Regions from separate parts of the Mus musculus genome. Here region 2 is linked to region 1. The links are chromatin loops, found by intact Hi-C in ENCODE. Cell type or tissue: left cerebral cortex. All regions are shown on one strand. Links, peaks and the distances in the headings refer to the core of each region. The heading gives the core; the rest is flanking DNA. Region 1 holds the start of Crnkl1 (crooked neck pre-mRNA splicing factor 1). Region 2 overlaps Xrn2 (5'-3' exoribonuclease 2).

What was found. Hi-C counts contacts between places; a loop is a spot of excess contacts. Peaks named below come from ENCODE experiments on the same cell type or tissue, not always from the same donor. Only the 100,000 strongest peaks of a DNase experiment are listed, where the experiment ranks them.
Region 2: a loop joins it to region 1, with 3 times the contacts of the local background. A loop is called at or near these places in 4 of 42 quality-filtered maps.

What each region holds. Positions count from the first base shown.
Region 1 is chr2:145,926,290-145,942,206 of GRCm38, forward strand. It overlaps Crnkl1 (crooked neck pre-mRNA splicing factor 1), which reads right to left and starts at 8,411. Exons shown (of 14, transcript NM_025820.3): 1 at 8,265-8,411; 2 at 6,524-6,676; 3 at 5,957-6,048; 4 at 4,981-5,139; 5 at 4,245-4,411; 6 at 1,832-2,010; 7 at 487-657. The coding sequence starts at 8,315. It overlaps Cfap61 (cilia and flagella associated protein 61), which reads left to right and starts at 8,495. Exons shown (of 27, transcript NM_001369121.1): 1 at 8,495-8,551; 2 at 13,551-13,702. The coding sequence starts at 13,560. In left cerebral cortex, for the core only: no CTCF peak of the experiment used is centred there; DNase peaks (open chromatin) are centred at 8,502 and 8,708; H3K4me3 peaks cover 1,589 bases; H3K27ac peaks cover 267 bases.
Region 2 is chr2:147,037,017-147,052,933 of GRCm38, forward strand. Xrn2 (5'-3' exoribonuclease 2) reads left to right here. Exons shown (of 30, transcript NM_011917.3): 16 at 1,153-1,271; 17 at 3,800-3,935; 18 at 4,972-5,079; 19 at 5,158-5,247; 20 at 5,844-5,916; 21 at 10,619-10,702; 22 at 12,276-12,373; 23 at 12,967-13,046; 24 at 14,697-14,753. Among named protein-coding and RNA genes, the nearest start is that of Xrn2, 32 kb to the left of the region's middle. In left cerebral cortex, for the core only: no CTCF peak of the experiment used is centred there; no DNase peak of the experiment used is centred there.

The DNA of each region.
Region 1 (15,917 bases), core at 5,333-13,332:
ATACAGAACAGTGAGAGAAAATCCTGCTACCTTTGACTGAAGTCAAAAGGATATATTACAGAGATAAGAACAGAACTGCCTATTGCAGGTCTCTTGCTCATGCCAAGCAGGTGTTTGGAACCATCTCTGACCCTCCCATCCTTTTCCAAAAATGAGCTCAAATATATGCCGTATTTCTTTTCATGCATGGACTTGATATGAAACCTAGGCTGGCCTCAAACTAACAACTTTTCTGCCTCTATCTCCCAAGTGCTAGGATCCACATTTCTTCAGTTTGCTATCAGTTAAAGGTCTTTGCACCTGGGAATGGCATAGTAAATCCAAGTATGGCTTGCTCTTCTTCCTACCAGCCACATTTACTCTAGTTTGTCTGAAACAGCTGTCAAGTCGGCTAAGGCGTCATCAAGAGAGTAATCAGTAGCCCCACTTGCTGGTATGTGCGCAGGCCAGAGAGCTCTAACATGAACCTTCTACAGCAGTGCCCACCTTCACTTCTTCTTCATACTGGAACCTCCGTTTGCTCACGATGATGTCTTCTATACCCCTCCGGTCACCAAACTTCTTCTCAAAGATGGTATAGTTTTTAAAGAGTTCTTGGGCCTCTTGTTTTGAAATCCTATCCAGGGCATATTTGTAGATAACTCGTACCCTTTCAAACTAAAAGAAGGTAGGAAGATTATCATCTAAAACATAATCTCATTTTACTCACACCTTGAGAATAACTGAAACTTATTACTTACAAATTAAATTTTGAGGCCCTCGATCAGAAAAGATTCATATTTAATAAAATAGTTCTATATTTAATAGTTCTACATTAACATTTCCCTATTTAGTACTGTCATAAACCTTCTCCATCCTGGGTCCTCTCCCAGGCTGGTAGGCAACATCTCCACGGCATGCCTGCTCACGCCCAAAGCCCCATGAGTCTGCTTTGGTTCCTCTCGTGCTCTCCTCTCCTTCCATGACTCTTTGAACAAGTGTCAATCTATTTTTATCTCTTCACTATTGCCCTTTTCTCCTCTACCCTGCTGCTGACCCACCTTCTTTTCTAAATCTCATTGGATTCCCTGGTTTTACCACCTGCCTCCTTGGTAGGTAGTGCTGATGATCAAACCCAGAACTTGACTTGTGTTCCCAAGTGCTCTCCTACTGAGCTACATCCTCAGCCTTCCCCTGGCTTCACTCTTGCTATGCCCCTACCCTTCTCCAAAGTACTTTCATGAACTAGCCAGAAGCTCACTAAAATATTGTCCAGTCACAGTCCCACTTAAAACCTTCTAATCTGTGCCTCCTAGAGACAAGCTGACCCCTCCAATTCTGACGCCTTCTTTTCTGTGTACACCATGGAAGAAAAGAACTGGCTTATTTGTGGGACAATCTGTTTCCATTCTACATTATCTCCTTTGCTTGGTTGCATTGGTTCTTTGCCTCCCAAGCTCACTTATCTATAAGACCCTTGAATCAGGATACCAAATGACTCTTCATCAGGTTATACATGTACTTCTGTGTTTCCGAGAAAGGTCTATGTACTGTGCTGCCTTCAGAGTCATGCTTCTACTGCCTCAGCCTGAGTCAGTCCTCAATTTTGTGAGAGTTGGGGTTGGAGACATGTGCCAAGACACCTAACTCCAGGTATTCATCTTTAAAGACGTAATTTTCACACAGAGCAGAATGAAATTAAGACAGTTACTGTAATGATCACTCAGCTCCAATGTAGAGCTCAGCAATACATGCATTCAGTTCCGTATTAAATTATGGTTTTTCTCTAGAAAACATTTTCTCTATGGATAAGCAAATAAAATGAAACAGAGATGAACTCATTGTGACTTACTTCTTTCTGGTTTTCCTCAAATTTAGCAAAGGCCACATAGAGGTGTTCGTCCATATGCTCATCCCCAAAAAACTCCACCGCTCTCTCGTAGACTTTCCGCGCATGAGCAAAGTAAGCATGCTTCTCTTCAAATCTTGCGTACTTGATCCAGTTTTTCACAGCAGGGTGCACGAGCACAAGTACGGGCAGGGAGTGAAGGAAAGAGCAGGCAGGACAACGCGGCTAAGCCAGTAACAGGCTGAGGCTGGCCCAGTGGCAGTGCGCATGCACAGCACATGCCAAAGGTTCAACACCCACACAACAGACCCCCACTCTTACTAACCTCCCAAACTCCAACAATTCCAAATACAAGTGGGGATGAGCACACACAAAGGAGGCTAGCAACTAACCTATAGCCTGAGAGGTCACCTTACTCTTTTGACCTCCCTTCAACGCTGACTCGGTATTGTAGCAGTGGGACAGTCTGAAGCCAAAGAAAACCTCAACCCAGTTACAAACCATGTGATCTTCAACAAAAATGTCTGTCTCAGTTTTTTTCATGTGTGGAAAGGGAAAAATACTATCAACTTCACCCATCATTGCTTAATGAAATGAGGAAATGTTTATAAAGCTTAGCACTTTCTGGCCAAAAGAACATGGCCAATAAAAAGCACCTATTCCATTAAATGCTCATTACAACAGTCTACTCACAACGAAAGAACAAACTGCCACAAAAAGAGAGCTGCTATCTAAAGCTAAAGACAAATCTTCAATTGCCATTTATTACCAGAGCACATCAGCCTTCCCTGAAGAAGCCAAATCATTTCCACAGGGAAAATACACTCAAGGGGAGCAAGGATGTTAAGACCATCAGCTCTGAGGTTCATTTCCTGGGTCAAATACCCCTAGTGCCACCACCTGAGACCCTCATCAAGTTGCTTAATCAGTTTCCGCACTTGCTGAATGGGGTAGTTCCTGCACTTCAGGGTTTTCCCAAGCACTGACAGTAGTAAGAGCTCAGGGTCCCATCAGCTACAAACCCAGTGTTCCTCAAGCCTCTGCTAAGCCACTATGGAATGAGTAGAGACAACTGAAGATCTTAATGTTGCACAGCAAGGTTCTCACTGCTTACAGCAGCTCTGGAAAGCCAGTAAGAACTCTCAGCCACTGAATGCCAAGCCACTGATCCTAGGAGGAATATGCGTGCACACATCTCCCACAGACCAGTGTTAAATTCTAAAGCCAGCACATCCTATTTTCTTGTGTGTGTGTGTGTGTGTGTGTGTGTGTGTGTGTGTGTGTGTGTGTGTGTGTACGCACAAGCACATATGGGTGCAAGAGGCCAGAGGCTGACATCAGGTATCTTATTCAGTTGCTCCCCACCTCATTATTTGATATGGGGCCTCTCACTGAGCCTGGAGCTTACTTATTCAACTAGACTGACTAGCCTAAAGGCCTTGGAATCCTCCTGTCTCCACCTCCCCAGTGTTGGAATTACAGATATATGCTGGGTGCAGCTTTGTAAATGCGTGCTACAGATCCAAACACGGGCCTGTTGTGCACCAAGTACTTCGGCAACTAAGTCATCTACTCATGTGTTTGTGGCTCAGAGCACCAAGCAACTAGCTTTAGGCTGTCCCTCTCTCTGCAGGTGTCAGAACCTTGATCCACTGGTTTCAGAGAGGGAGAGCACTCCTTGTGGACACAGTGGGTTGCTCCTGACTTCACACTCAGGCATCACTATATACTGCTGAAGTAGACTTCAGCCATTGCTCTATACATGTCTGCAAATGACTGCTAAAGCATAGCAATTATTGAGAACTCGAAATAAATTTCAGTAAGTGTGGCAATTTGCAAATAAGGCGCCTCTGGGTGATGAGCTTCACAGATCCGTTTCTAACAGTGTTTTCACAAACACCATCTTCCACTTGTTAACATTGGTCTGTTTTCTATAGTGCTGAAGCCTAAACTCAGGGTCTCAAAATATGTTAGGCACATGCTCTATACATGAGTATATACCTAGACTTCACCATGTTTAGTTTTTAATTTTTCTTGTATAGAAAAGACACAAAGGCTCAAGGAACTAGATGACTCTGGAGTCATTTATTAGCTGGAGTCGCAGCTAGTAAGCAGTCAACTCTGATGAGCTCCATTAGCAGTGCCAATGAGCAATGCAGACCTCTGGTTCTAGCAGCTAGGACTTTGTGCAAACCCAAAAACGAACCCACAATATCTCTGAAAAGACTCAAATGACCCAGTCTACACATTTTTATTTGACCAGTTTCTAACCCTACAGAAAATTGTCAAAGGGACGAAACTTGCCTTCCTAGTTTCCAATGTCACATTAGTAGCTACATGTCTTTACTGTGACATCTTTTTGGGAGGTAGATACCCATGACAGCCATGTACCACTAATACCTTATTCAAAGGATATAGCGTTCATAGATGGTGCGGGCCCGCTCCACCTCTTTGTATCTCAGCTCGAAGTTGATGTAGGAATGCCAGGCCTGCTCCTCAGGCTGCCATTCCATCCAGCGCTCAAACACCTGGCGGGCACCAGCAACGTTGCCCAACATCTCCTCCATGTATGTGTACTTATACCTGACAAAATCATCCAAAGACGCCTGCTGTGGTCAAAATGACTCAGGAGGAAAAGTAACGCTTTGACACTTCTAACATTTTGTTAAATGAAAGATTTTAAGGTTTTTTTTTTCTGTTTTGTTTTCTTTGTTTTTCCAAGACAGGGTTTCTCTATGTAGCTTTGGCTATCCTGGAACCAGGTGGGCCTCTGCCACCTAAGTCTTGAGACTAAAGGTGTGTGCCACCACTGCCTGGTTGATTTTAAGTTTTATCTTTCCAAGATGTTTAAGCAAATGTTTTCTTATTAAAATATAAACCTGAAAAAGAATTATCCATAGGGGAGGAAGGCTTCATTAAGAAGTTTCTTATGAATAAAAAATTGTACTAAACATTTAAGTTTGATTACATAGCCATGGGACATTAGAATTATGATTCATAGATTATGTGACATTAAAAATCAGTATATATATTTTAAAAAAATAGAATATAATAATCAACACATACAACTATTATAATTGCAATAAACCTAATACCCAATCAAGTGGTATTTGCTAGTTCACAAAGACTGCTTTGTGCAATGAGCAGCTTACCAGAACTGGTTGACGCGTGGCAGAGTTGTGATGGCACGGTCCCAGATGTTTCGGGCATGGTTGACCTGGCGGTTCTTCATCTCCATTTCTGCATATTTCAGCCAGAGGGTAATATTTCGGTAGTCGACATCTAAAGCACGCTCGTATATGGATCGAGCCCTTAACAAATAAGATATGGAGAGCATCAAAGGCAGCAACCGTGAGATATGCAGCAGCCACCTCACAGTAGCTGCAATGTCCTCCTGTGTTGTTAGGCATCTATCTATCATGGGCCACCTTCTGGTCATAAAAAGAGGAAAAGCAATGATGTTCTCAAGTTATCGTACAGTCTTTAGAGACAGCATGCAATTATTTCATAAGGTCATGAGCAGTATAGTCAAGGTCTAGACAGGAAACACAGTGAGAAACAGCAATGTTTGGTGAAACAGGCTAAGTTGCAGGAACTCCAGAACCAAGAATGGGAGAGATAGTTGTAGTTTGTTCAGAAGTCAAGGTTGGTAGAAAAGGGCACCTTCAAGGGGTCAAAGCAGAGAGCAAACAAATGGCACAATAAAGAGCAATGGCTCGGGACTGGCAAGGACATGGTCACAGCGGAACTCGGGCAGGAGGGAGAGTGCAGAAAGGCTGGCTGGCCAACAGGAAGTGACGGCCACCCACAATTTTTATCTTGACAACAGATTTCAGGAGAACATTTCTATTTTTGAAACAATTATTTTGAAACAATATTAAATTAACACAGGAAACAGATAAAACACTGTTCTTTAGTGACAGGAGTACGAGAGCAGCAAGACTCATATGTAGACCCTCCCGAGACACTCCACAACCGTCCTTCCCAGTACCCACTGCCTCAGAGGGCTCCATGGAAGAGAAGCTGGAAATTACTAGCACAGTACAGGTCCATGCTTTACCTTCCTAGATTTCATGTGCTCATTTACTCACTCTTTGTAGACAGACACTATAGTCATGGCAATTTTACCTTTGAATTTCCTTTAGACTTTCCTCCCATTGTGCGTATTTTATCCAGTTGCTAATCACAGTCCTATTTTTTCTTATGTTATCTTCAAAAGTCTGAAAGGCAAAGGGGGGCGGGGAGCAGTACAGTAAAGAGAAAACGACTTTGCTTTTCCTTATGATATACACTTCTCGTTTTACTCTTCCTAAAAGAAATTATATCCTAGATGCCAAGGAACAGCAGCTTTCCTCCAGAAGGGTATCAGTGACAGGTGTTTCTCTAAAGTTTATGGAGACAAGAAAAATGTAGGGGTAGCTATTGCAAGATTTTGCTGTTCTCTGTAATAATTAACGAGTACTTTAATATATTCTACTCTCATTCCTTTTAAGAACAAGAATGTTAAAACACCTTTCAAGATTACCTTCAAGTGCTCAGTAATTTATAGAACTTCCCATATAACTTCCATAATATTCGTGGATTAAATAATTCCCAATATTCGCCTGAGGTCCCATCACATAGGCTCTCTGGGAGCTCGTTCCCACTGTGGGCAGCAACTGGGACAGGTTGCACAGTGCATTCTGACGGACTCACCTTCCTTTTCCGGAGTTTGTAATCGTTTAATTCTTCCTCATCTGTGATCTTCTGCTGAGGTGGAGGTGGGAGGAGCTCGAGTTCTCTCTCTTTAGCTTCTCGGAGGAGCTGCTCGGCCGTTATCTGCACTTCGGCCGGCGCCTTGTTCTTCACCTTTTAAGACAAAGAGACATTCCTATTTTGGGTAGTGCTCTCCACACGAGATTTTAAAACCCTTGTATATTTTCCAGGACATAAACTTCCTAAGAATGGCAGGGTGGTGGCACACACCTTTAATCCCAGCACTTGGGAGGCAGAACCAGGTGGATTTCTGAGTTCAAGGCCAGGCTGGTCTACAGAGTGAGTTCCAGGACAGCCAGGGCTACACAGAGAAACCCTGTCTCGAAAGAAAAAGCCCTCCTAAGAATGTGCCCAAGATGCCATCTTTGAATAACATCTTCAATTCTCCATGAGGGGCAGGGGGAAAAAAAAATCACACTCCTTCCTCTTTATAACCTGCTTAGAGAACTCCTCTACATATTTTAATCCTTCTAGTGGACAAGCTGGTTTTCCATGACATTTTAGGCCAACTGAAACTTGTTTTTACTAAGTCTCCATCATTAGCCTGTAAGCTTTTAGAGCACCTGAAGCTATAGTTCCAACACAGGAGCTTAAAAGTCAAATGTGTTCAAGTGCAGATGGACCCTAAGTTCTAATTGGCCTTTTTACTGCTGTGATCGAACATCACCAACAAAAGCAACCTGCAGAGGAAAGAGCTGACTGATTGGCTTACACAACTGGACCACAGTCTTCATGAATGGAAGACACGGCAGGAAGCTGGAGGCATACCAGCTGTGCTCAGTCTGCTCTCACAGACTACACCAGAGCCCCTGCCCAGGTGTGGCACTGCCCAAGTAGGCGGGGGGGGGGGGGGCGTCCACATCAATTGGTAATCAAGAAAATGCCTCACACACTTGCCAGCAAGCAAGCTTAGGGACGAATTTTCTTAGTCCAGATGCCTCCTCCTAGATAACTTTATCTTGTGTCAAGCTGTCAAAAACTTAGTCAGCATGCATTCCCTGGCTTTTATGACTCAGGATAGGGGTTTGGGAGCGGGGGTAGGGGGGAAGCTACCACATCAGACTTTTACAATAATTACATGTGGAAATAAGAACTTGTCTCAAGACAAAATGGCCAAATCAGACTTCCAGAGAATGACTGTATGTGATGGCTAAGTGCAAGATTTGACACTTATTAAGTATTGATGAAGTATCAACCACAGTTGGAAATATAACAATTTACTATCTAACCTAAATTTTATGCCATTGCCCAGAGCCTATCCTCTGCCATTCTCTTCACTGCCTAACTTTGATGCAGCCTAAGTGTTAACTTCCTTCACAAAGTTTACCCTCAAGTTTACAGGCACCCTTCTGGCTCTTGCCCATGGCATATCTACACTACTTGGATACATCTATCTGGGTTGCCATTTCGCTCTCTCTCCAGTTTTAGTGGAGCACTCTTGCCCGGAGTAAAAGTAGGGGATCCCCAGAGACTAGCAAAGCAAACAGTTTACCGAACCGAACCGATGCTTTGCAACCCTGGAAGGAAGGCTGGGCAGACGCGAGACGAGCTCGGAGTGACAAGACCCTGCGCCACCTCACCGACCACCTGTCTTCTTGGACCGCGGCACAGAGATCGCTGTCTCGAATCTCTGGTGCCCGACACCGCAGATGCTGTTCGGGGGCTCCTCCCGGTCGCCTACCTTGGCCACTTTAGGAATGCGCTGTTTCCCGGCCGCCGTGGAGGCTGCCATGACTGCAGCCGTGGAACTCGAGCGATCCTGGCCGACAACCGGACTTGAGAAAAGCACTTCGAACCGGCCGGCACAACAGAGTCAGCCACAACAAACTAGATACCGGAACCGGAACCGGAACTTGCGAAGACGACCTTTGACCGCCTCACCAGTCAGGGGAAACGCCGCGTCGTTTCCTTAGCAACTGTGTGCGCGTCCTCTGTGGAGACTTGCGGCTTGCTGGAGCTGCGGGTGAGGTGGGTAGGGCGGGCTGCGCCGCAGGGATATAGGGCTCTGGCGGCGAGGGCTCATCCAGGTCTATCTCCGGGATGCGTGCAGCTGTAGGCCGTGGCACCTTTGAGGGGCGTAGAAATCCATTTCAGGTGTAGAAACTCCGGGGAGAAGGGAAAAGCACCGAGGAAACCCTGCAAGCAGCCTGGGCAGCGGTGCATTCTGGGATTTGTAGTCTTTCGAGTTCCCGCCCCCTCGCCTTAGGCTTCCCCGCGATTGGACCAAGTTAATAATCTTGAAATGTGGATTTTTTTAAAAAAAAAATCAGAAGAGGTATTTTTGAAACAAGATGTTAGAGAAAGGTGGAAATTAGTCAGTAGCAAAGCACCTACAGAAACTGATCAAATTTTTAGTCTGTAAATTTTTTTTTTTTTTTTTTTTTTTTTATTTTCCGAGACAGGGTTTCTCTGTATAGCCCTGGCTGTCCTGGAACTCACTCTGTAGACCAGGCTGGCCTCGAACTCAGAAATCCGCCTGCCTCTGCCTCCCAAGTGCTGGGATTAAAGGCGTGCGCCACCACGCCCGGCATGTAAATTTGTATTATCTCAATTCTCTTATCCTTAATATCCTTAGCTATAAAAGGATAAAAGTATCTATTTCCTTAAGATTAAAGAAAAAAATCTGTCTCTGTAAAATACTCGCTAGATGTTAGTACGTATAATATCTGAAGTACATTAAAAACAGTGATTTAGCATATAGTTAAGATAATTTTTTAAAATAAAAATTTTGGAATTGACAGCAAAATTGGGAAGGTGAGCTTTTCCTACTCTTTCCCCACCCTCAAAGGACTTTCTACGATCCATCCCCACCCCGTGTCAGTTACAAGAAACTGTTAGAGTTTACTTTTGTAACAGTCTTGAGATTTAGGACAACGGCAAGATTTTTTGTTTTGTTTTGGAGACAGGGTTTCTCGGTGTAGTCCTGATTCCCTGGTTGTCCGGGAACTCACTCTGTAGACCAGGCTGGCCTGGAACTGTCAACATCCTCAGGGTACCTCCTGTTCATCCTCCCCCTCGAGCCTTTGTCCATCAATACTCCTTTTTATCAAGCATTTTGTTTGTTTGTTTTTTAATTCCTTCTTTGAAAGTTTTGCGTCTTAATCATAGCCATTCCTCCAGCTTTCCCCAGATCTACCCCACTCCCTATTCACCCAACTGTGTGTCTTTTTGTTTTTTAACCTTTGAAGACTAATTCGTATTGCCCAGATATTCTTGGATATGTGGTCTACTGGAGCTTGGTCAACTTACCAGAATGTTATACTCTTAGAGAAAACTCATGCTTTCCAGCAGCTAAAAAATGACCAATTTCTCCACTGCCAGGTGTGGTATTGTGTGCCCATCTCTCCATAAGGGGATTTGGTCTGGCTTGAGTTTGCACAGGTTTTGTGCTGCGCTGCTGTGTCCAGATGTTTTCTGTAGTCGTCCACTGCCTCTTGAGCGCACACACTGCCTCCTCTCTGATAGTGAGAGCCTTGGGGGCTGAGAGAGTGCGGACACTGGACTGAGGTAGCAGGGATCGATTGATCTATTTTTTTTTAATGTCTCTGTAGTTCTTTGTAGATGGTTGGAGTCATATACCTCTTCAGATTACTGTCTCTCATTTAGTAACGTGCATTTACGCTCGTCATTTATTAGTGACTTAATTAAATCCTTATGAGTTTTTTGTTACAGGTGGTGATGACGATGATTTGTTTGTTTGTTTGTTTGTTTGTTTGTTTTGGTGTTGTTTGTTTTCTGGTACAAGGTCTTACTGTGTAGCCCTGGCTGGCCTGGAACTCCCAGAGATCTACCAGCTTTTTGCCTCCCAAGTACCGGGATTAAAGGCTGGTACCACCACATCTGGCAATAGATAATTGTTTTAAGGAATTTCCATACTTGCCCAACTCCTAGTATTTGGGGAAAAAAATAAGTATGCCATGATATCACTCCTACTCTCTCTAAACTTTCTTTTGCAATTTTTCCAAACTACAAATGAGTATAGCCAAAATCAAAGCATTTGCCACAGCTCTAAACCATGTCATCCAAATATTCAAAATCATCTCGTTTCCCAAACATTAAATACACTGAAATTACTTTTGCTGTGCTCCTAAAGTGAAACCACCCGACAGGCCAATAGCTGCTAAGATAAGAGAGTGGGGGAGAGGAAGCTAGTATCCCAGGTTTTGGAGATGTTGCCTAGATACCAAGGTCTTCTTGTCTTTGCAACATGAAGTGCTTCTATTCTGAGTCCATGGTTCCACTAGGCAACAGCTGGGCAGCGCTAAGGACGACGGCACAGGTTCTCTAGATAACCACCACGGTCACCATAACACCAAGGCTACACAACACAGACCACGTCACACATAGGGATCTGCTTCTCTCCCACTGTGCTCTGTGAAAATCAAAAGTCCTTGTACCCAGCTCACACGGCTTGCTAAACGCCTGGGCAATGGAAACATCTGGACAGCTTCACTGGTCAGTTATTGTTGTAAAATGGGAACTGGTTAAAGAAAATGAATATTTTGGCATCTCTGATACCTCTCCATTTCTGTAAGCTTGGGCAACATTGAGCCATCCCCAGGAGCTATGTTTGCCTTGAAGGTGCCGATAAAACTTCTCTGTAAGCCTGTGCAGTTGATGGTGGGAAGGCCACTGGAGGACTCCAGCCTGTCACCCTGCTATCTTCCCAGGGTCTAGTCAACTCCATCTCACACTTTTCACTGAAGATTTGCAGTTAAGGGAAACCAGGACCGGTTTGATCTGAATCCCTGGGGAACAGTGACGAGAGGGAAGAGAGCTCACGGTGGGGAATGGCAGAGGCAGTGCTGGCTTGAGATGCCAATGGTTTTTATTTCTGACTGCATGTGTATGACCTCAGCCAAGCCACTGTTTTCCCCGGAGGCTTGGTTTCTTCGACAGGGCATGAGCACAGTCCGTTTCATCTTCAGAGTCCTGCAGCATTCAACTTCTTTGGAATATCTAAGCTTAAAAAAAGTAACAGGATATGTCTTATGATAAAAGTCATACATACTATGTAATTCCGTTTATATAATGATTAAAAATTGGCAGAGATCAACTGCATGCTAGAAGTCAGAACTGTGGTCATCAGTGCAGGAGACTAAGAGTTGCCCACAGGATAGCTTTCTATATTGTTCTCTGTGACCGTGCCAAGCTGACTTCCCTGATTTCAGTTGACCTATTAGTATGTAGTAATTCTTCCCTTGGAAGGGGAGGGAGGGAGGGAGGAGCAGAAGGAGAAAGAGATATGGAAAGAAGAGGCAGACAAGCTTTGAGATGTTAAGTGAAAAATTGAAACCATTTTGTGGGCTACTGTTGCTGTTGGCAGCATTTTCCCAACTTTCTGGAACCCGGACACGCTGCTGTTGCAGCCATTAGAGGGTTCTGCTGAGAAAGACTGTGGAAAAGATGTGTGTATTAAGGAGAAAGTAAGTCTCTGTGATGGACTTCTTCTAAGCCTTTGATGGATTTGCTAGCTTTCCACTTTTTGGACAAAAATAATGAGCTTGTAAGAAAAAGTGGTTGAGCCGGGTGTGGTGGTGCACGCCTTTAATCCCAGCATTCGGGAGGCAGAGGCAGGCGGATTTCTGAGTTCAAGGCCAGCCTGGTCTACAGAGTAAGTTCCAGGACAGCCAGGGCTATACAGATAAACCCTGTATGGAAAGAAAAAGAAGAAGAAGGAGGAGGAGGAGGAGGAGGAGAAGGAGGAGGAGGAGGAGGAGGGAAGAAGAAGAAGGAGGAGGAGGAGGAGGAGGAAGAAGGAGGAAGAAGGAGGAAGAAGGAGGAAGAAGGAGGAAGAAGGAGGAAGAAGAAGAAGAAGAAGAAGAAGAAGAAGAAGAAGAAGAAGAAGAAGAAGAAAAAGAAAAAGAAAAAGAAAAAGAAAAAGTGGTTGATTTGAACTCATGATTCCAGAGGGCTCTGTCCAAAAAGAAAGAAGAAGAAGAAGAAGAAGAAGAAGAAGAAGAAGAAGAGGAAGAGGGAGAGGGAGAGGGAGAGGGAGAGGGAGAGGGAGAGGGAGAAGGAGAAGAAGAAGAAGAAGAAGAAGAAGAAGAAGAAGAAGAAGAAGAAGAAGAAGAAGAAGAAGAAGAAGAAGAAGAAGAAGAAGAAAAGAAAGAAGAAGAAGAAGAAAAAGTGGTTGATTTGAACTCATGATTCCAGAGGGCTCTGTCCATCCCTGCTCACCTTGCCCTGTTGCTGTGGGCCTCTGACAGCAACATGATGGGAACTTAGGACAGTGGAAGTCTGTTCACCTCATGGTGGCCACAAAGCAACAAGAAAGACAGCAAGGGACTGGGGTTCTTCCCCTACAAGAGCATGCCTTCAGTGATCTATCTTTTTCTTAAATGTTCCACCATCTCCCGGTAGTGACTCAAGTTGTTGACTGAACCCTTAATACATGAGCTTTTGGGGAGACATTTCCAAGATATGTCCAAACTCGTGGTTTGGAATAGGTTTGGCACCTAGGGTTTCGAAACATGGTAACCCCTCAGGAAAACTCTTTAAGGAAGCTTATGCTTTCTTGTTTAAACTTTAGATTTTTGTCTCATAAAACCTTTCAAGATTGCTATCTTTTAGGGTTCCAGGTTCCATAAGAGCAAACTTATTCAGAATGTGGGGATGGACGTCAATATTTTCCTTATAACACAACTGTATTGCTGCCACAGTGGGTTAAGTTATTCAACAATCCCTTTCACTATCTAAAGCAGTTTTAAAACAGTTGTGGACAGTTTTAGGCAGGCCAGTTCTCAGTTCTTTTTCTAGGAGAACAGCATTTTAGCAGGTTTGCAATGACAGTTGTTATAGCCAACCACCTGAGGAAATGTGGCCCCTGAGTGCCCCTTGAGCACCCCTGCACAGGTGTACTCCGGCCACATGAAATTAAGCAACTGTCCAGTGTTGTATGTACTGTGATTGAGCTAGCCTGTCATCTGAGATGAGTAACAGACTTCCCTCTCTCTCTCGAGGACAGGAGAGGAAAATGTCCATCCTCACGTCCCCCAGAGGGAAGGTCGAGGTGGTACACTGCCGAAGAACAGAGTCCCAGGACATCTTCTGTATCAAAAACCTCGTTAGAAAGTTTACTCAGAAGCTGTTTGGGAGGCTCAACATAATCTATTTGCTGTAAGTACATAGCCAAGTGAGTTCAAGAAGGCTTGTCAGTTTTACTGCAGGGCTGGGGAAGTGTTGCTTAGAGACAGAGCTTTTGCCCAGCACACATAAGGCCCTGGGCTCAATTCCCAGCAAGAAAACCACTACCACCATTTAAAAAGCTTATCACGCACCAAAAAGGGAGCCCACTGCCTTGATCTCATGGCAGTTCACTGCACAGTGACAAATGCCTAGCAAGAAATCTAGGGGACAACCAACCTCTCTGTCCTCTAGTGGTGTGTAAATTGAAGACATCTCATGGGCTTTAGAGTTAAGCGAACTTGAATTGAAACCTCAACTGACCCACTCATGGGTACAATCAGCTGGGGTACATTATTAATGTGACCAAGCTTTGAGAACTTACATCAGGCTCTGTGCCTACCAGGATTATGTTATTGGGTTACTCCGACCATTCTCTGAGGTACCAGCTGTTGTTTCCATCTTATGGATGGGAATGGGAGGCTTGCAGGAGGTCAGGCTTACAGAAGTGGCCGAGCCCAGGTTTGCTCTTCTAAACTTGAAAATGTGAACAAATGTTTTTCTTCAAAGATCTTGTTCTGCCTGTTGTATGTGTGTGTGAATGTGTGTATACACATATGTATATATATGTATCTCACTTATATCAATACATCTATGCATGTCTCTCTCTATACACATACACACACACACACACACACACACACACACACACACACACACACACACACACACACACATATATAGATATGGAGAGAAGGGTCAGTGAGCAAAGTGCTTGCCACACAAATCAACCAAAAATCCAAACCAACATCAACATCACCAAAACCCAACAAGAACCACAACAAAAAAACCCCAAACAAACCCAACCTCCCCAGGATCTCCAAAACAAAACTGGTACTGGGGAAGAGACAAAAGGACCCCAGGAGCTTGCAAAGATGGCAAAGGCCATGTCTCAAAAAGTAAGATGGAGTACGGCTGAGGAAGATACTTAACATCAGTCTCTGGTACATGCAGGAATGAGAACTCTTGGCTTCATTGACAGAGTAAAGGAAGAAAAGAAATAAAATTATCTCAATACCTGATTTAATATAACATAATAAAGTATAATATACTATTTATATGTATTTAACATAAGTATATAATATAATAATATCTAATAAATTTAAAGTTATTCTTACTTATAACTCAACATAAGAACTCCCTTAACATGCTGAAGCTATAAAACCATTTCATGCCATGATAATATATGATGTACGTATGATGGCGTACACCTGCAATCCCAGGACTCAGGAGACTAAGGCAGGAGAATTGTGAGTTCAAGGCCACCCTGGGTTACATAGGAAGACCCTTTCTTAAAACAGCAAAACTAAAGTAAAACAAAACGGTACATGTTGACAGCTGAGAAAACAAAATAGATTATTTATTGGCAAATGATTTATTCTTTGTTTTTGTCCCATTATTTATTCTTTGATAATTATGGACATGTATATAATATGTCTTGTTAGCCAACTCCTCCTTCCCACTCTTCCTAGAACATCCCTTCCCACCCTCATGTCCATCCGTCCCTGCCCCTCCCACAGCCCTTTCCATTTTTAACCTACTGAATCTGGTTCTTCCTGCCTGCTGGGATGTTAACATCCTGTTCCCTTGACTTTGTATAGTTAAACCTCCCTCCAGTAAGCTCATGAGTACAATGGCCTCGTTCTGGCCAAAGCCAGTATTTCAGAGAACCTCTGCCCGTCCTCCTCACATTAACACATACTTTGATTTTCTGTGGATGGGTGAGATCAGAGATGGTTGTGAGCCGCCGTGTGGGTGCTGGGAATTGAACTTTGCTCCTCTGTAGGAGCAGTGAGTGGTCTTAACTGCTAAGCCATCTTTCCATCCCTCATATTTTTTCCACTCTCTCTTCCATGGTGTTTCTTGAGCCTGGGGTGGTTTATTCGCTATGTAGAACATCAGAAGGAATATGTAAATAATAATTAGACTTAACATTGACGTTTAAGGTTGCCAGCTGCCAAGTCATCAAATTAAAGTAAACTGCCATTTTCATAAACAGAACTAGCTGTGGATAGTTTGGAAATGTCAGACATCTACACTTATGCCAAAGAATATAAAGTATCTAGTCTAAAACTGACATGATCACCCCTATGTTCTTGGGGGATATTGTCAATTTCTGAAAGCTATTAAGGAAAAATTATATAAATCA
Region 2 (15,917 bases), core at 3,643-11,642, 1.1 Mb after region 1:
ACAAATGGCCTATAGCTGTTCTTCTCTGTCCTGAAGCACTGAGTAGTGGATGGTGCTAGAGATATGACTGGGACACCCAACTGTTTCAAGGCTGAGACTAGAGAGGACAGTGACTTAGACAGTTGATACAAAGGTCACCCAAATAGATACATAAGGCTTGGGTATACATTCTTCTGATCAAAACTGGTATGCATATTTGAAAGTGCTTTTAAGTTCTATGTGAAGTATAGCTGAACTTTTCTTGGTATGTAGTATGGACTATCTTCATGCTAAGGTTTTTGTTCTGATATCATTAAAGCCTTGTGAGCTCTCAATTTTAAAGTAGTTCAATTTACATGAAATAACTAATCTGCTGTGATTAACAGAAAGAAAACAACTATGAAAATATTTTCTGTTATGACAGTTTTGGTCATATATGGTAACTATAATTGGAAATTTTTAAAATTTTTTAAAAATTAAGTACTAAAATATTTATGATCCTATTGTGATCTTCGAATTTGGTACAAGGGAAAACTAATAACCTAAAGTATTATCCAAGTTTTACAATATTAATAAAAATTTCCACTTTTCTATTTTATATGCTGTATTAAAAAATACATGTAAAATGATTTAGCAGTTTTCAGATGGAATCTCATTAAATTGCTTCTTTCCTGGGTAGTTGAGTATGGCTGACCACTTCATATTTGATTGTATTCTCATGAGCTTTGTGTGTGTGCGATTGTCATTTATTATAGGTAACATATACCATATTGATCATTTTTTTTCCTTCAGAGGTTTTGGGTTTTTTTTTTTGTTTTGTTTTGTTTTTGTTTTCTTTTTAGAACTTTACTGTTTGATAGTAGAGAATGGTTATAAATTCATGGTACCAGAAAACTACTAAAGGAAAATAAGATTTAAGTTGAATAACTTTTTTATGTCTGTTAAGCTATGTTTCTTTTGCTACAAGTTTTATCCTAATTCTTTGGTTGTTAATTTTCTTGGGAAGAGGACTGATGTGGGACAAGACCAGTCTGTTCTTTCTAGATGTGTTTGCTCTGTTCAATAGCTTTAAAAGCTGTTACCGTGAAACTTGGTAAGTGGTAGGTGTTTGATTATGCCTTCTTACATAAAATGAATAATGAAATCTTTCTGTAATATCATAATTGTCTACAGAGTCCTTCAATATCTCCTAATACAAGTTTTGCATCTGATGGCTCCCCATCTCCACTAGGAGGAATTAAGAGAAAAGCAGAAGACAGTGACAGTGAGCCAGAGCCAGAGGATAACGTCAGGTAAAGCCTTTTTTTGGGGTAGCACTTGGTTAGCGGATTGCTGAAAGAGATGTGGTCTAATTAATGCTGTTTAGCTTACAGTGGCAATGCCTTCAGATTCTTGCCTATGATCTTTTTATCCAGCAGTAATTAATGTGGAGAGTTAGAATAGTCACTAATTCCAGGGAGATGTGTAAGCTATTGCTGTTAAACCCAAGTATCTAGATTAGTATGCAGGCAAGCTCTCTGTCCTCCAAGCCACTTCCCTCAGAGACCAAGCACCAGATTAATGAGGCACGAATGTTTAGCTCTGATGATATGATCTGAATGTTACTGTTTAGAGATTAACCTAGAAAGTTCAGATACATTTGGACAGTAATATAGTTTGCCTTGCCTTGAAATGGTTCCTCCTTAAAAATGAAATGTGCAGAAATCATTTTAAGAGATAAATATGTATTTTTTAAAAAGAACTACGCAATTGCACATGTGCAATTTTGTTGCATGGCAGAGGAGTTTCCTTTAACTGCATATTTAAATTTTGTAGTGGGAAACGTTGATTCTGTAATTTGTTTAGAAACTGGACTTAGAATTATTACTTTAAAAGATTATTAGCCTCTCTTACACCTAGGTCCAGATTACCCTGAGCTTTCTGTACAAAAGAACACAATTTTAAAAATTGTAGCTCACTACGAATTTAGGGAAATAGTGTGTTTCAAAGTTCATCAAGGCATACTTCTTGTACAGGAGATAAAATGTGGGGTTTTAATTTATGATTAAAAACTTCATGTATAGGTCATATGTGGCTTTTCTAATATCCTTTAATATCCGATTAGTGAGTAACCATGAGATAAACATTTATTTAATCTTTCTATAGTTTTACCATCTCTGTCACTTCGGTTTTCATCCTAAAAAATTTAAATTTTCTTCATTTTTTTTTTCCTTAATGTGTTTTAGCCTGGATGTATGTATGTGTATCACATGTGTGCCTGGTACCTGGAGAGGCCAGAAAGGGTTGTCAGGTCCCCTGAAATTGGAGTTACAGGTGATTGTTGGGTGCTGGGATATGAATCTGGGTCTTCTGGAAGAGCAGCCAGTACCCTTAAACTCTGAGCTGCCTCTCAGTGGCCCTTCCCTCTTTTTAAAGGCAAGATCTTACTGTCTAACTTTGGTTTGCATGGAACTTGCTTTGTAGGCCAGGTTGGTCTTGAACTGCCAGAGATCTGCCTGCTTCTTCTGCTTCTGAATTCTGGGATTAAAGGCATGTGATTAACTAGATTGTATTTTGTTTATCGTGTAGCCATCATGACAAACACTGGTTTAATAGGTAACTTGATTTATTCAGTAATTTATGGCTTAATACTGGTGCTTGGGATAATTAAGGTAGAACTGTTTTTCTATTAAGAAATGACTGTTTCATGTATATTTTTATGTAAAACAGTAGAGTTAGAGTATAGGCCATATCTTTTAGTTCTGTGACTCCTTTTGGTGTTGGTAGGTGGTTTGAGGAGGATAGTGTCTTCTCTACTGTTACTTTGTTAAAGTTTAAGACTTGGGCAAAAGTCCTTAATGGAGAATGACTCAATGCTCTTGGCCAGTTTTGATTTCCAAAAAGTGTTCTTTAGTTTTTTCTTGTTCTTTGGATAAAGTGTCTAAATCTTTTAGAAAATAAAAATATAAAACAAAATCCATTGGGTAACAATCTATGGGCTGGAGAGAGAGATGAGAGGTTGAGAGCATAAGCTGCTCCGGAAGAGGACCTGGGTTTGAATCCCAGTAGTTCCACTGCAGCTAGCAGCCAGTCTGTAACCCCAGTTCCAGGAGATTCAGTGCCTGTGGGCATGAGACATGCATGTGGTTCTTAGTCATACACTTAGGTACATAAACATAAAAGGTGATTGTGTATTTTCATTGTTAACGATAAGTGACTGCTTATAGGTTATACCAGGATATAAGTGAGGAGATAAGAAGAGAGACAATGCAGAAATGAATGTCTCCTAGTAAAACTTCAGAACTCTTATTTGAAAGAGGAATAAGACAAACAAGGATAGAGAGAAAAATTATGTACACAATCTTTGCCCACTCCATAGATTATTTTATGCCTTATTAACATTTAAAATAACTACCACTTTAAAAATGACTTAACTCATACCTTTAATATATTAATAAGGACTTTGAAATACAAAATATATTCAATACTTTAATCTTAGAACATAGTTTTAGAGTTATTGCACAATTAAAGCAAATATGGAAAGCAGTATTAAAATTGGCACAGACAAGTATCATGTATTTGCTCAATGAATGATTATCCTCTTTTTTTAAAATGTATTTTCTTAATGTACTTATTAGAGTCAGTATTTGGGTTTCTGATGTTTAAGTTGATAATGCTGAAAATGGAGTGGTTAGAAAGCTAATGAATCTGTTAGCTTTTTTGTTCAGCTTCTTCAATATCCCTTAGATATTAAACATGAATTGATTCAGTTTGGGAATCAGTAGACAATCTTTAGTCAGAGATGTATTAATTAAATATAATGTTACTTTACCTGGTTTAGGTTATGGGAAGCTGGTTGGAAGCAACGATACTACAAGAACAAATTTGATGTAGATGCAGCTGATGAGAAATTCCGACGTAAGGTTGTTCAGTCCTACGTTGAAGGACTGTGCTGGGTTCTTCGCTATTATTACCAGGTATCAAAAGAAGTTTTCCTCCTAAGTTTTTGGCTAATCATTTTAGAAAACAAGTAATTTCTATAATTGTACCTAATATTGAATATCCTTAGATAAAGCCTACACTTGTAGTTTTAAACTTACTACTAAAAATTATTACCATGAATAATATTTGTAAAGACTTGGAAGTTCCTTAAGAATTAGTCTATCAATAAAACTTGGTTCTGTTGTGTTAAAGGATTTTAAGGATTACAATGTTTGAGTTGGTCATTAATATTATTAAAGTTTAAGTGGGTTTTGGTTTGTGTGTTTGTTTTTTTAAAGAGTTTAAAGCCAATTGGGCATTTGAAAGTCACTAAGAAACTAAAGAAAAGATGCAGTATGTTGCGTACCAATAAAAATTTGAAAGGAATTTGATTGTAACAATTCTCTTATGTTACTGTGATTTTACATGAGATGAATTGGGTCAGTGTGTCCAGTGCACTGAGTAGTGGTGGAAAGATCTTCCTTCTTGTTTTACAGCACACTAAAAAGGCTTCTCTTTTTCCATGAGCACAACTTGCTTTTGTTTTGATTTTAGTGTATTTATAGTCAAGAGAAAGTTGCCACATGGAAGTATAATAGTACATTTTGGTTGTTTGATTCTCAGCTACTGTTGATGTTCGCAACTACTACTGCCACCTGTTCAGTAAATACCAGGTGAAAACCGTGTTTGGTTTTATTCGATGACAGAAGCTCTGAGATTGGAAAGAAATGTCATCAAATATATTTTAAGGATAAATATCTTAGTGAATTTGTATTTGTAAATACAAAGTTTGATATTAATTACTGATTATTCAAGAAAGTTTACAATATTTTTTAAATAAAGGAACCACTGATATGAAGCAGACAGTTATAAACAGTATTTTGAACTCAGAAAAATTAATGAGTGGAGTATATGCCAGAAATCATGTTTTACAAATAAGATATTATAGACTGATAGTCATAGCTAATTTTTTTTTTTAACCATGTTCATCATTAAGAGTATTTTGCTTTTAATTGTCATTAATGATTTTAGGGCTGTGCTTCCTGGAAGTGGTATTATCCATTCCATTATGCACCATTTGCCTCAGACTTTGAAGGTATTGCAGACATGTCCTCTGAATTTGAAAAGGGCACAAAACCGGTAAGCTTCAAGTCAATGAGAAGTAGGAATTTGAATTTCATAATAATTGGGAGTCTTTAACCTTTCCCTCTCTTGCAGTTTAAGCCACTGGAACAACTAATGGGGGTTTTCCCAGCTGCAAGTGGTAACTTTCTACCTCCAACATGGCGGAAGCTCATGAGTGACCCTGTAAGTCTTAGTGTTTTCAAATGTGTTAGGAACATTAGGCAAAGTTGACTTTGCATGTCATAGTTTTAAAAAGCTGAAATATGCAAAGAATGTGTTTTTTGCTTTTCACTGCATAATGTGGTATTCTGTACTTTCTTTGTCTCTGAGTTTCCTACCCAGTAAATAAAACTGATTTGTTTTCAATCTACATGTTATTATTTTGAGACAGGGAATTACTATGTAGTCCTGGAACTCCCCCTGTTCAAGGCTGGCCTTGAACTCAAAGAGATCAACCTCTGACTCCCCAGTACTAGAATTAAAGTTGTGAGTTAATCACACCCTGCATAATGATTTTTATTTCTTTCAACCCTATGAGAACTTTAAACATTCTATCTGACTTACCTAAAATTAACTCTAAGCTTGTTCTTTTGTGCTGGTTACGTAGTGAGACCCAGCCAGGAGGTAGGAAATGTTGAGTAACTAAACCTTTCACTGCCTGCATGTAGTCCATAACTATCAGTTCTAAAACTCTTTTCTTTGTTTAAAGTTATTTCATGTTTTTTGAGACAAGGTATGTGGCTTTTGTTTTTGATTCTTTTACTTTCTTCCTGAAACAGGATTCCAGTATAATTGACTTCTATCCTGAAGATTTTGCTATTGATTTGAATGGGAAGAAATATGCATGGCAAGGTAAAATTTAGATATCATTCCTTTTTGTTTGTTTGTTTGTTTGTTTGGATTGGGGGTTTCTCTGTGTACCCCTGGCTGTCCTAGAACTAGTTCTTTGGACCAGGCTGGCTTCAAACTCAGAGATCTGCCTACCTCTATCTTCTGAGTTCTGGGACTAAAGGTGTGCACCACCATCACCTTGTTTGTTTACAGTTTTTAATGAAGTTGATCAATCATGACTTACAGGATAAAAAAAACTCTGGAAACCATACTTTCATAATTACATGTGAAAAGTAGATATAAATATTCAATCATAATCATCAGTGATCAATAGTAATTCTAATAGTAAAATATGGTAAGTGGTAACTTACTGAAATAGGTTAAAATAGTGTTCTTTGTGAGTTTTTCTTCAATCAGTAACCCCTTGCCACCTTTCAAAACTGCTAAGAAAGAAACACAGTCATGCATGTTTGGGGTTATGGAAACTTGTAAAATATATAGTAGAAACTTAACAGTTGACATTTTATGTTTTGCCCGTTCTTTACATTCCTTATGTGAATAGATTATGTGGGAAAGCAATTTAAAAATTCACACTAACTTTAAGATGTTAATCACTACTCAACAAAAGTTGGTCATTGAGTATAACACACAGTAAAAAACACTTGCTCATCAAATTCTCCTCTGACACTTTCTTGTGCTGTATCCTTTTTTTTGGATACTAAGCTCAGAATTGTGAGGCAGAGGGGGCGTATCATCAATTTACAGATTGAAGGGCTAAGAAGTAGCTCAGTGGGAGATTATTTACCTGGCATGCACAAGTGCCTTTGATCCCCCCCCAAACCTCATAAAACTCATCACTCCCTCTACCCCTGGTCCCTGCAAAATCAAAACCAACAAAAAATGTACTGTAATTGGGGGTTAGCTTTTGGTTTAAATAGTAGTGATAATTTCTTATTACTTTAATATAATGATACTAAAAAATGCATCCAATATATTGGGGCTATTTAAAATGTGCTTTGGTCACATGTAAATGGATTAGCGTCTCCAAAGGCTTTTGAAGGAACTTTGTAGAGGATGATTTAATTAGAGAAGCAGTGAGGAAATGGAGGGCTAATTAAAATAAGTTAATTAATAAGTAAATCTATTTGTGTTTATTAAGTACATAATTCATTGCTTGCTTAGGTTTACAAATAAACAAGTAAATTTTTAAATATATAAACATACAGATTGCCAATTTATGTAATCATAGTTATTATAGTATTTATATCAATAACAATAAATCTTCTCAATATAGTAATTTTAGGAAGAAGATAAAATAATGCCCAGTGGTTTGAATTTCTTCATATCCTTGCTAATATTTTTCTCCTGGATTTTTTGTTGTAGTTGTTTTGGTTTTTTGAGCTACCCTAACCACTATGAAATGGTAACTCACAGTAGCTTTAATTTACATTTCCCCACTGGTAATGATAGTGGGCATGTTTTCATGTGCCTTTGGGGTACTTACATCTTTAAAGAAATCCTAGTCAAATCCTTTAGGTTGTGTCGGGTTTTAGTTGTTGCATTAAAATTTATAGCCTTTAAGCATTTGTTGATGATTTTTGTGTATTTCCTTCAGTTCTGTGGTTTTCTTTTCCCTTGTTCTGGTGTCCATTAATGTCAGAAACGATTACACTTTGGTGCTCTGCTTTATCTGTTTTGCTTGTCTTTGTGTAACCAGGGAATCATTTGCCAAGTCTAGTATTGTGAACCTTTGCATATTTTCTAGAACTTTTTATAATTTTAGCTTTTATATTTTAGTTTTCAGTCCTATTTTGACTTAATATTTGTATATGGTATAAGATAAGGACCCAGTCTCATTCATTCATATGTGGATAACTACTTTTCTATGAACCAGCTGTTAAAAAGGCTTTTTTCTATTGAAAAAAGCTACTAATCTAGTCTTTATGTCTGGTTTTATCCCAGTACCATACTGTTTTAATGATATCTTAGAGTTATATAAGCCTTAACACTAGAGCTGGGCAGATGTCAACCATTTATGCCATTTTGTCTACTTCCCGTCAAAATCCCTGAGATATTATTTAACATGTTTCACCTGGGCTGCCCCTACTCCAACAGGCGGGCCTTTCATAGTCATGTGCTCACAATCTACCATACTCATGGTGCCTTCTTCCTCTCCTTCCTAGTGTCCCTGCCTGAGAGCCCACGCCCTGCCCCTTCTCTTCTGCCTAGCTCAGGCTGTAGACATCTTTATTGACCAGACAGGGATGACTTGAGGGCACGTTTGTACAACAAAATCTGGTATTTGTGAGGATCTCCTCATTGTGGAGGCTCTCCTTGTTGGTGAAGGGGGCAACCAGATCTTGGGGTACAGAATTTAGCATTTGAATACAAGCAGCAACAGACCAATCCCCTACTAGGACTTTTCTAGGATATTTTGGGTCTGTATTAATTAGTTAGCACTGTGACAAAATCCTTGACACAAGCAGCCTTAGAAAGGAAGGGTGTGTTGTGGCTCATGCCTCCAGGGACTGAGCCTAGCCCAGGGGAGGGTGTGGGAAACCAGGGGAAACCAGCTATCTGGTTACTGTCATTGAAGTCAGAAAGCAGAAGATGAATGCCAGCTCCTCTTCTTGTTATTGGGGACTCTTGCCAGTAAGAGAGATCTTCCCACATTCAAGGGGACTCTTCCTCCTCAGTGGGAACACTCACGTATACGTATATCCCAGCGTATATCCTCAGTGGGAACACTTACGTATACGTATATCCCAGCGTATATCCTCAGTGGAAACACTTACGTATACGTATATCCCAGCGTATATCCTCAGTGGAAACACTCACGTATACGTATATCCCAGCGTATATCCTCAGTGGGAACACTTACGTATACGTATATCCCAGGAGGCCCCAAAGCCAGTCAAGCCGATGGTAAAGATTAACCATCACAGGGTCTCTTAGAAAGTTTGTTCTAGGATGGCTTCAACGTCAGTTTCTTACTTTTTATTTTATATTTTATGCATCAAATTACATTAATATTTTCACTTATACTCCACCCATAGTCCAAAAATGTCAAATTTAGTACTATTAAGAAATATAGTTTAAAACACAACTTTAAAACTTAGTGGAAGCAATGTTAATATATTAGTTGGTAAAGCGTTTACCTGGGTTGATTATACCTTAAAATGATAGGAAGAGAAATGTAGTTGTTTAAAAAAAACAAAAAACATTTTTGACTGTGTATACTTTGACAATATATATTTAATAGCAATACTGGGATTTTATACAATTTGTTACATGTTATAGTTTTGATTACTTTATGTTTTATATATGAACAGACAGCTTAGGTAATTTTGTCAAAGTTTAAGGATGACAAAACCAAGATCTAAACCTAGGGAGTCAGACTCTAGATGAGCTCTCTTGAAGTGGCTGTTACCACAGTACCCAGTGCCTGGGCTGCTTTGGGATGAAGAGAGGATCAGATGGGGCAGTGCATGGAGCTCAGTGGTCAAGGAGGAGTGCTCTGTTCTTCCTCTGCTTACTTCCAGCACATTGCTGGTAACCATTTCTTCCTGCTCCAGGCCACGAACGTGATTTGCTCTTTGGTGATTTTATTACTGTCAGAGGCACTGCAAGCTGTTTCCTGATTAGATTCAGCTTCTGGAATTAATATTGTAGGAAGTTTTGTTATAGGAAAGCCCTACAGAGCTTTCTTTAAATCCTAAGTCAAATGGGTAGAAAATAAAAGATAAATAATGATTTGGGTATTTGTTGGTATATTTCTCTCAAGTGTATGACTCAACAAAATTTGAACAACTTCTTTCCCTGTGTTTGCTAATAATTGAATTAGCCTTGTCTAGATTACAGGTGATCATTTCTTTTAGGCGCTGCAAAATTTATACCAGAACTTAGATTCTTTTATTGCAGTAAAATCAAATGCTTCTTTACTGAGAAAATAATAGTAACTAAGTTAGTAATGTTTGCTTTGGAAACCTTTTCATTTCTTAAAATTTCAAATACAGTAGTTTGTAGTAGTGGTTTTTTTTTTTTTTTTTTTTTTTTTTTAGAATTGTTTAGTTCTATTTCACATTTGTTGTTACTTATTTTTAAGTTTTATTTACCCCAAATACTATTTTTTTCTGAATTCCAGAATAACAAAGATGTGGTCCAGTAACATTTTTTTAGTACTATGATAGACACTATATTAATGTCTCTGAAAATGGTAACTGTAGGCTCAAGTGAAATAATGCCTTTAATTCAGCACACTCGGGTGCCATTTCCAGCCCCGACAGGAACAGTCTGTTCTGTTCCCAACTAGTAGTAAGTTATTTAGGCCAAGCTCTAAAGAATGTTTGCATGCAAATTAATCAGATTAATTATAAACAGAGTATTGTAGAAGCTTGGAAATTAAAGGGACCTTTCCTGTAGTCTGGAAATAGAACTGGGTATGTGAGGTAAATTACATCATTTTACAAAGAATCGGGAAGGCCAAAGGACAAGCTCAAGCTCAAGGAAGATGAGCTAATAGTTGGCCTGAGGGCATTAGTAAGGTGATAGCACTGCAAGTGTGTAAAGTATGGGGGCATTTTTGCCATTACCACCACATATGAAAATATTTACATTTGAGTTTTGGATACATGACAGAGTTCAGTTCTATTTGCTAGATGTTCATTTGAAACAGTGAACTGAAATCAGGTGATTGTAATGGTCAAATGGTTGTTTTCTCCAGGTGTTGCTCTATTGCCATTTGTGGATGAGCGAAGGCTGCGAGCGGCTCTAGAAGAGGTGTACCCAGACCTCACTCCAGAAGAGAGTAAGAGTCACAGCGCCCACTTGATCAATGTGGAGTCTGTCCAGCACAAACTTCATTTCTGTATAAAAGTAGACTTTTTTTTTCATTTGGAAAGTTTCTCATATAGGAGGCATAAATTATTGATTTACCTTTTATAATAGGCAGTAACTTTCCTTCTTAACCTATTACCTGTAAATTGAGTACTAAATAATTATCATTTTAAATTCAAAAGTATTTACTAAATTTGTTAAAGATTAACAGTTCATCTGGGCTTTGGTGGCATAATCCTGTTATTCCAGCACTGAGGGGAGCTAATGCAAGAGGATTGTTGAAAGTTAAAGTTCAGCTTGGGGTACAGGATGAGACCCTCAAAAAAAGTTACAGTTCAAGAATATCTCTTGAAGTATTCTAGGAACAAGCAGGTAACATATCTAATGATATACATTTTAAGCCAAAACTAGTGGAAACATGAAAGTGCTCACTTTTTACTGATTAAAGAACAATCATCAAGAGGATGCTCGTATTCTAAACCCTCAACATAAGTGCATCCAGTTTGATCCAATGAGTACTGCTAGAGATAAGGCCACAGATTAGCCCCAGCAATCCTGACCAAAAAAAAAAAAACTGAATTAAATCACATTCTAGATCAAATGTACTGAGCAGATAATTCAGAGGACATTCATCCCATTCAGACTATAGAATACACTTATTTCTTAGCAGACCATGGAACTATCTTTAAAATAGATGATATATTAGGATACAAACCAAGTCTTAACAGATAAAGGGAGATAGAAATAATTACTTGTATTTTGTTTGATCTTGCAGTCATAAGACTATAAATCAACAATAAGAGAAACCATAGAGCATCCATAAACTTGGCGATTAAACAAGACATTGCAGAACAATGACTGGTCCTTGAAGAAACTAAAAAGGAAATAAACATTCCTAAGTTAATTAAAAAAAGAATCCCCTTTGACTTTTTGATTCTTAATGACATCCACACACATACTACTGCCTCTTAGGAAGGCATTCCTCATTCTCTCCGTCTGCTTTCTTCCAATTATCATTCAAAGGATTAACTCTTCTTGAAAGAGTTGAGTAAGACAAGCATTAACTCCTAGAGGGCTAACTTGAAATGTTAATCTGCATAAAAAGTAGTATCTTATAATTATGGCAGAGTATTTAGATCGCACAAATTGTCATGCTGAACTCAGTTTTGAAAATTTTATAAAGTATAAATATAACAAATTTAAGAAACTATTGATTCATTTTTAGTTTTCCTTAGAGAATGTTTATGTCTTAAGCAAGAAGTCAGCTACTTTATAACTAAGAAAGTCTTGTCCTTTATCATGCAATGCGTCCATGTATGTCTCAGCAATGGCCTCTTTCTTGGGTTTACTCATTGTCGAAACTCATTTCAGAATAGTATTTCTTCCATAGAGCCGCACAGCATGCATTTAAGTTTGTTACTTAGAAAGTGCTTTTCTTCAGTGTTGTGCTGCATTAGTCTTAGGGTATAGATGCTTGCTTTTGTTACAGCTTTATAAGTTTTATTAGATGTGCTTGCTTGACTGCTCTTATGTTTTTTATTTAGACAGGAGAAATAGTCTTGGAGGTGATGTTTTGTTTGTGGGAAAACTTCATCCACTACGCGACTTCATTTTAGAGCTGTATCAGACGGGTTCCACAGAGGTATGGTAGTAGTTTGTTCACTAACTAAGAATACATGAGTTACAGGTTGTGTGTGTTATAATTTACCCTTAACTTTTTCAAGTACAAAATGTTGTAACACTGAGTATATTTAGGATATTGTACAGCTAGCAGCACTGTCCATGTATAGAACTTTTTCTTTTACTCACACAGAAATTGTACCACTAGACAGTTACTAAACAGCACCTCCCCATCCTGTGATCCCACAGTCAAGTACTTATCTTTCTCCATGAGTTTTTTTTATTTCTGATACCTCATGTAACAGGACTCCAATGGTATGAATCCTCAGTAGACTGCCTCATTTCACTTAGTATGTTAAAGTTTATCTACGTTGTAGGCAAGACTGAAGTGTCATTTCTAATAATGACTGATTAATTTTCAATAAGAAGCAAAGGCCACGCTTTGTTTATCAGTTCACTTGCTGATATATCTTCACCTTAGTTTGGCTCTTCTGAATTATAATCCTCCTAACTTAGGTGAACTTAAGAGAAGGCACACAAATCTCTACTGCGTCCTTGTGGTCCATTCTTTCAGTTATAGTATAGAAATGTGTGTTTTGTTTTTTTTTCCCACAGCCAGTTGATGTGCCACCTGAATTGTGTCACGGGATTCAAGGGACGTTTTCTTTGGATGAAGAAGCCATTCTTCCAGACCAGTAAGGACCCACTTGAATTTGAGTGAGACAACTAGAACAAAACTTAGTTAGCTTTTCCTTTTTGTTTGCTACCTTATTTTCTAGTAATACTTATTACTGTGAAAGTTATACTTACAACAAATTCTGCTGAGCTTAAAATAAGGACATGGTTTCCAAAGCCAGCTTTAGCATCTAGCAGCTTTGCTGCCTTTTATGGCTTTCTGGGTTCCTGAAACTAAGGTGCCTGCACAGTCAGAGCTGGCATCACTGCTACTCCTATTCCAGTGTCACTTGCTTTCTCCATTCTTCTCTTGAATACACAGTGTTTTCAGAGACAAGATCTGGATAAGAAACAGAAAAGACAACTGAAATAAATAAGCCAGATTTTTAGATTTTAAAAATGTAACAATGATACTTTTATTTCTTTTAGTTTGGCTTTGTAAAATAAAGTTGTTTAAAAGCCGAATATTATTTATGCTATTTTAGTATTTCGAAATTTTTTTGATGGTTATAGTTTACATAAAAATACTTCAAAATCCTTCATAGTTTTTCCCTCCCATTGAGTGAGTGTGTGTACAAGTGTGTACATACATTCATTCCTGTGGGAACTAGACAGCTATATTGGATGGCTTCCTCATTTACTTTTTACTGTTTTATTTCATTTTCTTTTTTGAGATATATTGTCTCTCTGACCCTGGAGCTGTCATATTGGCTACACTGGCTGGCCAGCAAGTACCTGAGATCCTTCTGTTTATACCTTTTCAGCCCTAGTATTATTAGGACGGATGGCTCTGTTCAGTTCTTACATGGTGCTGGGGATTAGAGCTTAGGTCCTCATAGCAGTTTATGTATAGCAGTTTACTGACTGAATCATTTCCCCAGCTCCACTGCATAATTGTCAAGAATGTAAAAGACTTCTGAGACACGAGTGTTTAGACAGTTACTCAGGGCACATATTCAAGAGAGGACTTACTAATCATAGTGTGTGTTGGGTATTTTAAAGTGGCTACAATATAATGTCATATCTATGATATAGTATAATCTAGTAAATGGTAGTTTGTGAGAGATACTGATACTGAGACATCATCATAACTTTCTGTTAATCTGTTTGTTGGCTTCTTATGGTTTACAGTTGTGTTTCTCCGGTTACTATATTACTAGTTACATTGACCTTCTTTACTAAACTCTCTCACTTTTTTTAAATCCTTTTTATTCATGTGAATTCTTATCTATGTGTGACTAACTGTGTGTGAGTGCACATAGTGTGCAGGCCTGAAGAAGGTATCAGAATATCCTAACCTGGGATGAACCTTAACATGGGTGCTGACAACTAAAGTTGGGTCCTTCAGAAGATCAGTGTTTCCTCTTAACTGCTGAACCCTTTCTCCAGCTCCCATTCAACGTTTATTATTATTGGCTAATCTCTTCCTGCCCCATTTGGATTAATCAGTGAAGGGGAAGTGTCTTTGGCTGTTCTGTTTTACAGATTCTAATATAAACCCTTGCCCATAATTGCTTTCACTTATAATAAACTGGATCATCTTATAAAGGTATTGTTTTCATTAGTACATTTTAATGACTTATTTTTTTCAAAAGCCTGACAAACAGCATATCTTATTTGTTCACAGAGTTTCAGTGTGCACACAGGTGATTTTTCTCATTTCTCTTTAGAACAGTATGTTCCCCTGTGCCCATGTTGCGGGACCTGACACAGAACACTGCAGTCAGGTAAGTTTTCTAGAATTCAGAGCATTCATCCAGGGTACAGCTTAGATTTTTACAAGTGAATTTTAACAGATCTTTAATTTACAAGGAAATGGCAGTGTTAATTTACAGTTCTTTGAGATTGAGAGTCCTTGTGTTGCAGACCTCAGAGCAGAGCCTCTTGACTTTAAATTATGTATATTGTTAAGGTTACTGATTTAACAAGCATGCTTATCTGTTTTCTGGTTTCCCCTGACAACCTCTGATTCTTTGAGGATTAGAAAAGTGGGAGGTAGAAATGGGGTTTGTGAGTAGCATGTCATACAGAAGCAGGCAGACCTTTGTGCCCCAGTGGCTCACACTGCCTTAGGTGTTATAATTATTACTATAATTGTGATTCTGCAGAATTAGAAAATAAAATATGTAGTATATTTTACTTAAGATTAGCTGGCAAATTTATCTCTTACTGTAGCATCTTCTATTGAGTAAAAAATAAAGAACATAATTTAACTGCTATAAATAAAAGCCAACACTCTGCTTTTTGTTGTGGTATAATTGCAAATATTGTTGCCAGAATTTTTGTTGTTATCATTTAGGCAAGACTAAAGCAGATACATTTAAGGATTTGGAAAATACATGATAATTCTTAGTCTTTCTCCCTGACATATTGTTAAAATTGCTCATACTTTCAGGAAATACTTTAGATTTTAATTAAAAAATTTCATTGCAAAATGTAACCAGTTTAATTGGAGGCCTAAATGGATTTAATTAGTAGCTAATTGCCATTCTAAAAGGTCGTGTGTGTGTGTGTGTGTGTGTGTGTGTGTGTGTGTGTGTGTGCACGCACACACTTTTTTCTCTGCTCCTTTTTATATACTTTGTTCTCACTCTCTGTCTTCGTGTTCTTTTGTTAAGGGAGAAGTACAGACTTGAAAGCCATGCTCATAAGCCCATCACAAACAATCTGGCTCTGTCAAATTTATTGTGGACACTGCATTAACCTGTGGGAGCTCAGTGTCTCATTGGTGCCTCAGGCCAGTTGATTACATTCGTTTTCTTTTTGAATTGTCACAGTTTTGTTCGTACTAGTTGGGTTTTCTTCATTTTTCAAAGATTTTACTACCTAGCCCTCTAGAAACAGTTAATTCTACTCAAGCTTCTAATTAGGAAAGAGAACGTTTCCTGAGA